Regions from separate parts of the Homo sapiens genome. Here region 1 is linked to region 2. A link is an interaction called in ENCODE POLR2A ChIA-PET data of the cell type or tissue named here. Cell type or tissue: IMR-90. All regions are shown on one strand. Links, peaks and the distances in the headings refer to the core of each region. The heading gives the core; the rest is flanking DNA. Region 1 overlaps LINC01426 (long intergenic non-protein coding RNA 1426). Region 2 has its middle 130 kb from the start of MIR802.

Region 1 (5,381 bases), core at 179-5,178, 1.1 Mb after region 2:
GGACCCATAAGGGAAGCTCAGGCAGCAAGGATTACTGAAGTATCGAGCCTGGGATGGGAAGGAGTGGCGGGTGCAGCTGTGACTGTGCCCTTCCAAAGATCCAGCCAGCTCTGACTCTCCAGGTGTCTGTGTTCCACAGGATGGTGCAGCGAGAGCACAGGCCAGGTCAGGGACAATCGAAACAAAACGGGTTCCACTGAGGACCAGGACCAAGGAAAAGTTCCCTTTGCATCCACTGGGGACCTATGGCTGGGTAGGCAGGAGCCTTTCCTCTTCAGCCCGAGCTCTGCCAAGCCTTGCAGGAGCTGCATGCATGAGTGCAGAGGAGTTAAGGAGATGGTCCCTGGCACTTGAAACCCCATTCCCACCTCCAGCATCTTCACTGCATGATGTCCCTGGTGCCCAGGGCTCGTTCTCCCCTTAGGGACATGGGCCCACCTGAGATCTCTTCTGCTGTCCCCGCCTCCTAGGGTTAGCACTGCCTCTAGTGTTGGCATGCCCCACTGATCAGTGGCCTTACAGGGACCCAGTGGCCTTGCAGGGACTATGGTGCATGGCATTACCCTCATCTCATTTGATTCCCACCACAATCCTTCGAGGTAGTATCACTGCATGCATTTTACAGATGAGACAGTGAAGCTTAAAGCAGCTAATTGCCCCATGGTCCCAGAGTTAGTTAGTAGTAGAGCTAGGATTCGAATCTGGGTCTCTCCTCCCCAAGCCAGGGAGCTGAAGCAAGGTCTTTCTCTGCCTGGAAGAAAGGGCCTGTCCATTTGCTTGACAAACAGGTTGGCTATTCCAAGCTTTGTCCCAACCATCTTGGCCAGGCCACTGAGCTCCTCCCATATCCCAGCCCACCCCATTCATCCCCTAAATCCAAGGCCAGCTCCTCACCCTCCCCTGAGCATGGCTGGATCAGATGAGCAAAAGCAACAGCGCTCACAAGATTGCCCCACTTGGCTCCAGCAATTAATTAAGAGCCGTCTGAGAGCCTCCAAGGGGCCTGCAAGCTCCAGCAAGATGCGGCACACATGGCTCAATCCAAAATATTCACTGTGTTTTTCCCTAGCTGGGGAACCAGTCCTTACCTGTTACCTGAACCTGATTAAATGCCCAAGCCGCTCACTCTTGGTGCCAGCCAGGAGCCAGCCTGCTGGTCCTATGGAAGGTGGGGTGGTGGCTGGAAACTTGACAATGATAGTCATCCGTCAATAAATACGGCGTTGTTTATGGGCTATAACATGAAGCCTCCAGGGCCTGTGCCAGGCACTGCTTATTCTGGTCAACAGGCTGCTGGTACACAGGAGACCTATGGGCTCAGCTGGGGCATGGGAGGAGCCCGAGACTCAACCCAGAGGGGACCATGGGGAGGGCTGCTCTAGGCCATGTTGGGGGCCTCATCACCACCATTCTGGTTCCCAGGTGGTCCATCCTCCACCTGGCACCGGACAACCTGGGTCAGGTATATTTTGTTGTTATTCCTCTGCATAAGACCTTCCATTGCCTTCGCATATACAGTTGGGCCCTTGAATGTTGGAATCTGATTTAGACATAACACTTCCTTGGAAAGCTCATACACCAAGAAGAAAGACACCTGCTATGACGGTGGTGGACCATGGCCCCTCATAGTCTTAGACTTGTCTTAGGGATCAAGTGACTCTGTCCCACCCTGCAGCATAGTCTATGTTCTGCCAGCATTAAAATTAAAGTCCTACTGGCTCTCACTCCAAAATACATCCGAACCCATCCATTTTCTCCACCAACACCTAGACCAGGGAGAGCTCAGTAGCCCTTTTTGGTGAAGAGCCAGATAGTGCATACTTCAGGTGTTGTAGGGCAAGAGGCAAAATCAAACCTACTATGCAGTTACTTATTATTATTTTTTTTTTTTGAGACAGATCCTCACTCTGTCACCTAGGCTGGAGTGCAACGGTGCAATCTCAGCTCACTGCAATCTTCCCTGCCCGGGTTCAAGTGATTCTCCTGCCTCAGCCTCCCGAGTAGCTGAGATTACAGGTGCCTACCATCACACCCAGCTAATTTTTGTATTTTTAGTAGAGACAGGGTTTCACCATGTTGGCCAGGCTGGTCTTGAACTCCTGATATTAGGTGATCCACCTGCCTCGGCCTCCCAGAGTGCTGGGATTACACGCATGAGCCACGATGCCCTGCAGCAGTTACTTCCATAAAAAGAGTGAAAGCACATTTCCATACTTTTTTATTAATGAAAATTAAAATATGACAATATTATTAAAAATCAAGGATATTAAAAAAATACAGTTCAACTAATGAGAAAAAAATGAATTCTTTTTTTAGAGGGGATAAAATCTCACTTCATTGGGGCTCAGAGGTAGTATTCTCTCATCAAATCAATCGAGAGTGTTCACCATTCCTACTTAATGGGCCAGACAAAACCCAGCAGCCGGCCAGATTGGGCCCACAGCCTACCGTAAGAAGATCCTTGCCCTCGACAGAGGATATTGAAGCAGGGTATTGCCAGGACATTGAGACAGCCCCCTCGCCCCCCACCCCAGATCTCCCTGCCTCCATTTTGGTTTCCCACTTGAGGATGGACCAGACAACCTGGGTCAGGTATATTTGGTTATTATTCCTCTGCTTAAGACCTTCCATTGCCTTCCCAAAGACAGGCTCTTGAATGTTGGAATCTGATTTAGACATAACAACTCCGTGGAAAGCTCATACACCAAGGAGAAAGACACCTGCTACGATGATGCCCATCTGCCTCCAGGAAGCCCGGAGCAGGCCCCAGAGGTCTGGGCACTTGGATGCTGCCTACAGGTGATGCATCAGGGCTCCAGAGGCCACCTTGGCAGGACTCACGGCCCTCTGCAGGCAGCAGTTGCTCTGCCTGATCCCTTAAGGGGTTACGTGGGACAATGATAGAGGAATCTAGTCTGACTAGCTAACTAGCTGCCAAACAAGAATTTTAGAGCTCAGTTCTGAGTAGGTTAGTGTGGACAATGGGCAGCATGGTTTATGATAACCTGCTCTGAGCCAGGATTGGGAGGGCTGGGCTCCATTTCCAGCTTCTCCTCTAACCGGCTGCTGACCCTAGCCATGCCACTAGCTCTCTGAGCCTGTTTCTTCAGGAGTAAAAAGTGAGGAGGGTGGTCCCCTAAACTGCTGGTAATCAGAATCACATGTGGAACTTTAAAGACCCAGATTCCTGAGCCCCATCCACAATCTAGTGAATCAGGAGGTAGGGATACATAGATATACACACATACGCATATACATATAATATACATAATTATATATGCATGCATATATACATATATACTCATGCATAATATATGCACAATGTAATAATGTATATCTATAATGTATACATTATTGTCATGTATAATATACATGTGTATTGTATATATTATACACTCATGTATATGTGCAATATGCTCATGTATAATATATGTGTATTGTATATATTATATATCCATGTTGTATATCTTTACATACATACACGTATATACACATATAGATGTGTACATGCATACCAGCATATATACACACCTAGACATACACACACAGACCTGTGAGTGTGTATATCTTCTTGGTAATTTTGATAATTAGACACATTTTTAAAAACACCGTCCCTGGCCGGGCGCGCTGGCTCACGCCTGTAATCCCAGCACTTTGGGAGGCCAAGGCAGGCGGATCACGAGGTCAGGAGATTGAGACCATCCTGGCTAACATGGTGAAACCCCATCTCTACTAAAATACAAAAAATTAGCTGGGCGTGGTGGCGGGCACCTGTAGTCCCAGCTACTTGGGAGGCTGAGGCAGGAGAATGACGTGAACCCGGGAGGCGGAGCTTGCAGTGAGCCGAGATTGCGCCAGTGCACTCCAGCCTGGGTGACAGAGTGAGACTCCGTCTCACAAAAAAAAAAAAATTGTCCCTGGGGCTTTCTAGCTTTAAGGGTTTATGTGATAAAGAAAGGTGCTGTATTTCGTACAGTCTGATGATAAGCATATTCATGAACAATTGCTCGGCCCAGAAGTTGAAACCAAGTGAGGGAGTCGCATGTATCTTGGGGTGAAGAAAGCTGCTAATAAACGATTTGATTTAGGTTATATGAAAGACTCTAAATACATTACAAAGCACTTCACAGTTCACGGAGTCCTTTTATTAACTTTATGCTCTTCACAAACTGGAGTTTTACAGAAGAGATTCACAGAGGCTGTGACTTTTCCAACCTCATGTAGCTAATTAATTGTCTGGGATTGGACCCTAAGCTTCTAAACTTTGGACTCAGTATTCTCTCCATCAGGGAAAGAATTACTGTGAACATTTTTTTCCGAGAAGAATTGGTTGGACAGGCATATGTTACTGCAAATGCCAAATTAATAGAATCCAAATTAATGACTTTATAGTTATATCACAGGTGGGTACATAAGAAATTATCGTTTTTTCTAATTATTACTTGTAATTGACAAAAATAATATATATTTATGGAGTCTAGTGCAATGTTTTGATATATGTATACAATGAGGAATGATTAAATCAAGAGAATTAACATATCTACCACCTCACTTACTCATCATTTTTTTGTGGTGAGGCATTTGAAATTCTCAGTAATTTTGGAAAAATTATTAAATTCCTTTATAAATTTAAAAACTCTCTGTCCCTACAAATTTTTACTGAGAAAATTTTCCACTTGGCTCAGGGGTATAAGGTTTCTGTTTATTTATACAAGCAAAATAGAATTTTTTTAGCTGGACTTTTTTTTGACAATTACACTAAAAAAAAGAACAGCCTGTGGACTGAATTATTTTGCTGTTGTCACCTCTGGGCAGAGACGACAGTGTAGGGTAACGCTAACACAAGTTACATTCACACATTTGTTCATTCATTCATTCAGCAAACACCTGTGTGCTCACAGCATCATTCTCTGGAAAATTACTTTCATCATTTTATCTCCCAATAACCACACAGAACAGAGAAGCCAGGAGACAGTATGACCCCTGAACACGGGAGGACAGGAAGGCAGTGGAGGCATCATGCTATTGAGTCACTTGGTAGGTGCCAATCCAGCTTTGAACCTCGTTGGGACTTCTCCCTTCGTGGGTGCTGCCTGTTGACAGAATTATCATCCTTGGTTCCATCAACACCAAATCCTTGTGCAGTGTTGGGAACTGCCCACAGCTTATGGGAAGCAGCAGGATGAAGGCTGAAGACAATCATGGATCCACAAGTGGTTTTTTAGAGACAGGGTCTCATTCTGTCACCCAGTCTGGAATGCAGGGGCACGATCATGGCTCACTGTAGCCTTGAACTCCTGGGCTCAAGCAATCTTTCAGCCTCAGCCTCCTGAGTAGCTGGGACTATAGGCACTACCACACCTGGCTAATTTTTATTTTTT
Region 2 (5,381 bases), core at 299-5,298:
GTCCTGTGGGACTTTTAGAGACCCATGAAAATGTTTTCATTTCTTCTAAAATCAGAAGAAAAAATGAACATGCTCCAGCCCAGATTTTATTTGCCTCTATACCAACACAGTTGTGGAGCCATTCTGGATATTTTTTACGGAGAATGGGGCCCACAAAGACAAAAGTGCCAGGGGCCCATGAAAGTCATATGTGGCTACCTTAGTTTCCTGGGGATGCTGGGACAACGTTCCAAAGACTGAGTGGCTTAAACAACAGGCATTTATTGTCTCATGGTTCTGGGGCTGGAAGTCCAAGATCAAGGTGCCAGTAGGGTGGGTTCCTTCTATGGGTCATGAGGGGGAGTCTGTTCCAGGCCTCTCTCCTAGAAGCTGGTGGTCTCAAGAAGGCACCCCCTGGTTTGCAGATGGCCACCTCTTCCCTGTGTCTTTACATCACCTTCTCTCTGTCTATGCGTTTGTCTTTTCACATAGCATTCTTTTATACAAGAAGTCCAGTCATGTTGGGTTAGGGGCTCACCTGTGTCGGTATGACCTCCTCTTAACTTATTACATCGGCAACAACCCTGTTTCCAAATAAGCTCACATTCTGAGGTCCTGGGGGTTAGGATTTCAGCAGTGGATTTGGTGGCGGTAGGGAGCAATTCAGCCCATAACAATGGCCCTGGGTTCCTGGGAGCGCCCCTGCCTTTCTCCTGCTTTGTAACCAGTGGGCTGGTCTTGAAGTGGGAACAATGAAGGCCCCTCATTTCTCCCCCTCCTCCCAAAATAAATAAAAAAGAATGACCAATTGTCCTTAATGCCATTTTGCTCATGGGTAGGGTTTCCTTAAGAACACTGAAAAATTATGTTGCAGAATTTGATTGGAACATTTTATGTATTGACCTCACTTCTAATCAAAGATGGCCAGATTAGCAATCTAAAAAGGTAATCTTGGCCAGGCGTGGTGGCTCACACCTGTAATCCCAGCACTTTGGAAGGCCAAGGCGCGTGGATCACTTGAGGCCAGGAGTTTGAGATCAGCCTGGCCAACATGGTGAAACCCCGTCTCTCCTAAAAATACAAAAATTAGCTGGGCGTGGTGGTGCATGCCTGTAATCCCAGCTACTTGGGAGGCTGAGGTGGGAGAATTGCTTGAACCTGGGAGGCGGAGGTTGCAGTGGGCAGAGATTGTGCCACTGCACTCCAGCCTGGCGACAGAGTGAGACTCTATCTCAAAAAAAAAAAAAAAAAAATCTTTACCTAAGAAGAGCTGAGTGTGACATCTTCAGAAAGTTAAGCCTTCTCATGGACTCCTCAGCATGCACCGTCCCCAGAGAGGCTGGCCTCAGAGGGTCCTGGTGTGGAACTGCTGGCAGCTCCTTGGGAGCTGTGTATTTTCTTCCCATTTCTTAGGGACAGGCTCTGAGCCAGGGAACACATGCCAGTGAGTGGTGATAAGGACTTTGAGCAAACCCACCGCAGTTCCCACCCTCAATCCTCAGGGTCAAGGTTGAAGGGGGCCAGAGCACATTTTTCACAGGTTCCGTGTGCTGTTTTGGGGAAAGTGCCAAGCAGTCGCCCAGGACAAAACCTGGCCCCAGAGCCCCCAGCCTGTTTTGAATTTCCATCTCTAATGCCACCTTTTGCCCCGGGAGTCCCAGAAGACACACCCTGGCTGAGGAGCCCTGCTCAGCTGGTGGTGGTTTGAGGCCAGCCAACTCCACTTCTCACTCCCGCCCCTGCTGAGTCTGCAAATATTTCTGGGTGTCTGGTCCTCATTAGGGTTGGCTGAGCTGACAGTGTGCAGGCTTCCCTCTGAGTTGCCACCTCACCTGTGGTTGACCAGACTCCCCCATCTTCACTTCTGAAGAAAAGGCTGCAGGGGAGTGCACAGGCGGTTGCCAGAGCTCGTCCTCTGGGATCTGGCGCCATGTAACTCGGCTGCCGCTGTCACCACCTTCTCCTGGAGGCCAGCTCACCACAGGTCTCTGGTGCTGGCTGGGGCCTCACCAAACTCTCTGGAGTGCAGCTACCTGAGTTTTCTCCGGGAGCCCATCAGCTGTCTGGGTTCTCTCACAGGTTGTAAGAGAAACAAACTGAAAATGTGCTAACTCCTTTATCACCTCCTACTTTTTCCAGGCTCTTTTTTGAAGTTCTCTGCGTATTCCCAGGCTTGCACTTCTCAGTCATTTTCATAAAAATAAATCCGTGTGGAGCTCAGGGTGAACATCTAAGCTTTAACATCTTTACACTTAGATCCCCTCTTGCAGTTGGAAGGGAGCAGCTGTAATTAAGAAAAGTACACAGGAAAAAAAAAAAAGGTTTCAGTGTGTGTTCTTTCTTTCTGAAGCATCTGAGCCGTTTTGCTATTAACAGCTGGAAATATTTCGAAAAATCCAGGGCATTTCCAAACATCTGACTACTCAGCTGGGTAAAAATACAGTCTAAGTATTTCCTTTTGCATTTGCATCACTTCGTGATTAGTCAGGACTTTCTTCCCCCCTAAAATGGTTTCTATTACAGCTGTGTCTTTTTTTATTTGGTGACCCAATTACATGACTCTTCAGCATGGAAAAATTCACATTATTAGTTTAAAAATATATCGTTGAACCTCAGTAACAGGTTTTGTGAGGTTTCGTTTCATAAACTTTTATAAAGTTTAATTTTGTCATTTCGTTCTAGAGTAAAGGAAAAAGGGCTGTGGCAGAATTTTCAGGTATTTTGAGATAGGACTGAGGTGGGAACTAGAAGGCGCTGTGAATATCCCTTTTGAGTTTTCCCCTTTTTATCCATTCACTGTTGTAAGGGAGAAAGCTGGCATCAGATTGAAACATTCCTGGTGATTTGAATGAGAGCAGTCTGGCTACAGAGCTTCCTCATCTTGGGTGATTTAAAGTTCTCATTTTTCTTTACTTGAAGGTACAACCATGAGTGTGTGATCATCCCGTTGCTCCTCGTGTCCTAGGAGTCCTCTTAACAGTGAACTCTTCAAAAGATTATTGAGTTTGTTATGTAGACACATTCCAATAGTTCTGGAAAAACATTGCCTCAGATAGACTATAATCTGGAGATTTACATTCTTTAGAATTTCCTAGTCAGGAGATATTTTAGCACACAGGTTCTTTAAAAATAAATTATTTATAGCTTCAATATTTTCTTTATAATTTGTTCCAACTTGTTCATCATCATTGAAGCTAGTATTCTACTCCCCTTTTCAAGCCAAGGCGTCTGTTTCCAAGTGAGAATTTAAAGACAATTCCTTGTTTGATTCCCTCCCCGCTTATCTTTTCTGGAAGTAGATAGATTGTGTCAGTGGTCAACACCTCTGCCAAAGTCAACTTCTAAAATAGACATAACGTAAGAGCAGCACACAGCTTGGCCTTGTTTCCTGGTGGAGCTCTGTCTCCAAGCATTGGGTTCTATAGGATTGGTTTTGCCAGCCATGAAGCCTGCAGAACTACATTCGTCAAGGAAGCAAAAGGATTGCTTTTGTTCACCTCATCCATCAACTGCACAAATGCATTATTTGGTACAACTAGGTATAGAAGTATCAGAAATACTTTTCCCTACTGCAAATGCATTTAAAAAATAATGCTTGCGTGGGATGTGCTGGGGACACTTTGTGTCATGTCTGAGGTTACATGGTACTGCTGGTCTCCTTGTGGCCTATATGAGACTGATTTGATTCTTTCTAAACAGAGCTCAGGAAACATGGAGGCCTCCGTGTGATTCTTCTAAGGGTCCTTGCCTTCATCGTCAGGACTTAAGGCATCGAGGAGTGAAAAGGCAGCTGGGACCCATACACGGCCGCTGTGGCTGTGCTTCTGGGGACTTGGAGGCCGGGAATCAGTAACAGAAACCAAAATAAATGATCTGGTAGCATGGAGGGTAGTGTTCAATATCAGTATCTGAAATTTGGAGACTGACTCACTGCCAGTATTTTAAGAAATGAAAAGAGAAAAACGTTAAAAAGATCACTCAACTTTCAAGTTAAGGGTAGTTGAATAATCCACAAATGGATCTACAGGTAATTAAAAAAAAAAAAAAGAAAAGAAAAAGAAACGGGCACGGTGGCTCATGCCCGTAATCCCAGCACTTTAGGAGACCAAAGCGGGCGGATCACCTGAGGTCAGGAGTTCAAGACCAGTCTGGCCAACTTGGTGAAACCTGTCTCTACTAAAAATACAAAAAAAAAAAAAAAAAAAAAAAAAAAAAAATTGGCCAGGTGTGATGGTGCATGCCTGTAGTTCCAGCTATTTGGGAGGCGGAGGCAGGAGAATTGCTTGAACCTGGGAGGCGGAGGTTGCAGTGATCATGCCACTGTACTCCAGCCTGGGTGACCGAGCAAGACTCTGTCTCAAAAAAAAAAAAAAAAGGAAACATTTCAGCCTTGAGTAGTCCTTAGTTGTGTCTTCTGTATGATATCTAGCCAGGCTTGAGTAACTGATAGACGTCTACAGCTTATATTGGGTAGAATTATGTTTCCCCAAAAGATACGTTGAAGGCCTAAGACCTGGTACCTGTGAATGTGCCTTTATTTGGAAATAGTGTCTTTGCAGATAACAGCAAATTAAAGATCACAGGATGAAATCATCCTGGATTTAGGGTGAGCCCTAAATCCAACGACTGGTGTCCCTATAAGAGAAATGAGAAGGAGATTTGAGACCCAGAGACACACAGCAGAGTAGGCAATGTAAAAAATGGAGGCAGGGCATAGAGTGATGCATCTCCAAGCCCTGAATGCCAAGGGCTGCCAGCTGCCCCCAGAAGCCAGGAGAGAGCATGGAGCACATTCTCACTCAGAGCCTCCAGGAGGTACCACATCTGCTGACACCTGACTTCTGGCCTTTGGAATGGGGGAGAGGATAGATTTCTGGTGTTTTAAGTTGCCCAGTTTGTGGTAATTTGTTGCAGCAGCAGCCCTAAGTAACAAACACGGAATTGTCAAGGGTCTCAGAGAAATCCGATCTAAGAGCCTTATTTTATGTTTGAGAAGCCTGGTGACTTGCCCACATACACACAGTAGGTGCACAGCTGAGCGCAGGCTAAATGCTTGGCTGTGGACTCTGAGCTCAGTGCTCTGCCCACCCACTCACAACCATTTATAGCACACCTGTAGTAGTCAGGGTTCTTTGGAGGGAGGGACAGAATTAATAGGATAGATATAAAGGGGAGTTTATTAAAGAGTATTGACTCTCATGATCACCAGGTGAGGTCCCACAATAGGCCATCAGCAAGCCAAGGAGAAAGGAAGCCAGTCCAGTTCCCAGAGCTGAAGAACTTGGAGTCTGATGTTTGATGGCAGGAAGCATCCAGCACAGGAGAAAGATAGAGGCCAGAAGACTTAGCCAGTCTAGTCTTTCCATGTTCTTCTGCCTGCTTTTATTCTGGCCGCGCTGGCA

Evidence for each region. Peaks named below come from ENCODE experiments on the same cell type or tissue, not always from the same donor. Only the 100,000 strongest peaks of a DNase experiment are listed, where the experiment ranks them.
Region 1: POLR2A ChIA-PET joins it to region 2 with 8 read pairs; 2 of 35 experiments call an interaction of 5 or more read pairs at or near these places.

Annotation. Positions count from the first base shown.
Region 1 is chr21:34,756,285-34,761,665 of GRCh38, reverse strand. The region is part of intron 1 of LINC01426 (long intergenic non-protein coding RNA 1426); the gene reads right to left. Among named protein-coding and RNA genes, the nearest start is that of LINC01426, 13 kb to the right of the region's middle. In IMR-90, for the core only: no CTCF peak of the experiment used is centred there; no DNase peak of the experiment used is centred there.
Region 2 is chr21:35,847,270-35,852,650 of GRCh38, reverse strand. No RefSeq gene overlaps it. Among named protein-coding and RNA genes, the nearest start is that of MIR802, 130 kb to the right of the region's middle. In IMR-90, for the core only: no CTCF peak of the experiment used is centred there; a DNase peak (open chromatin) is centred at 2,440; H3K27ac peaks cover 249 bases.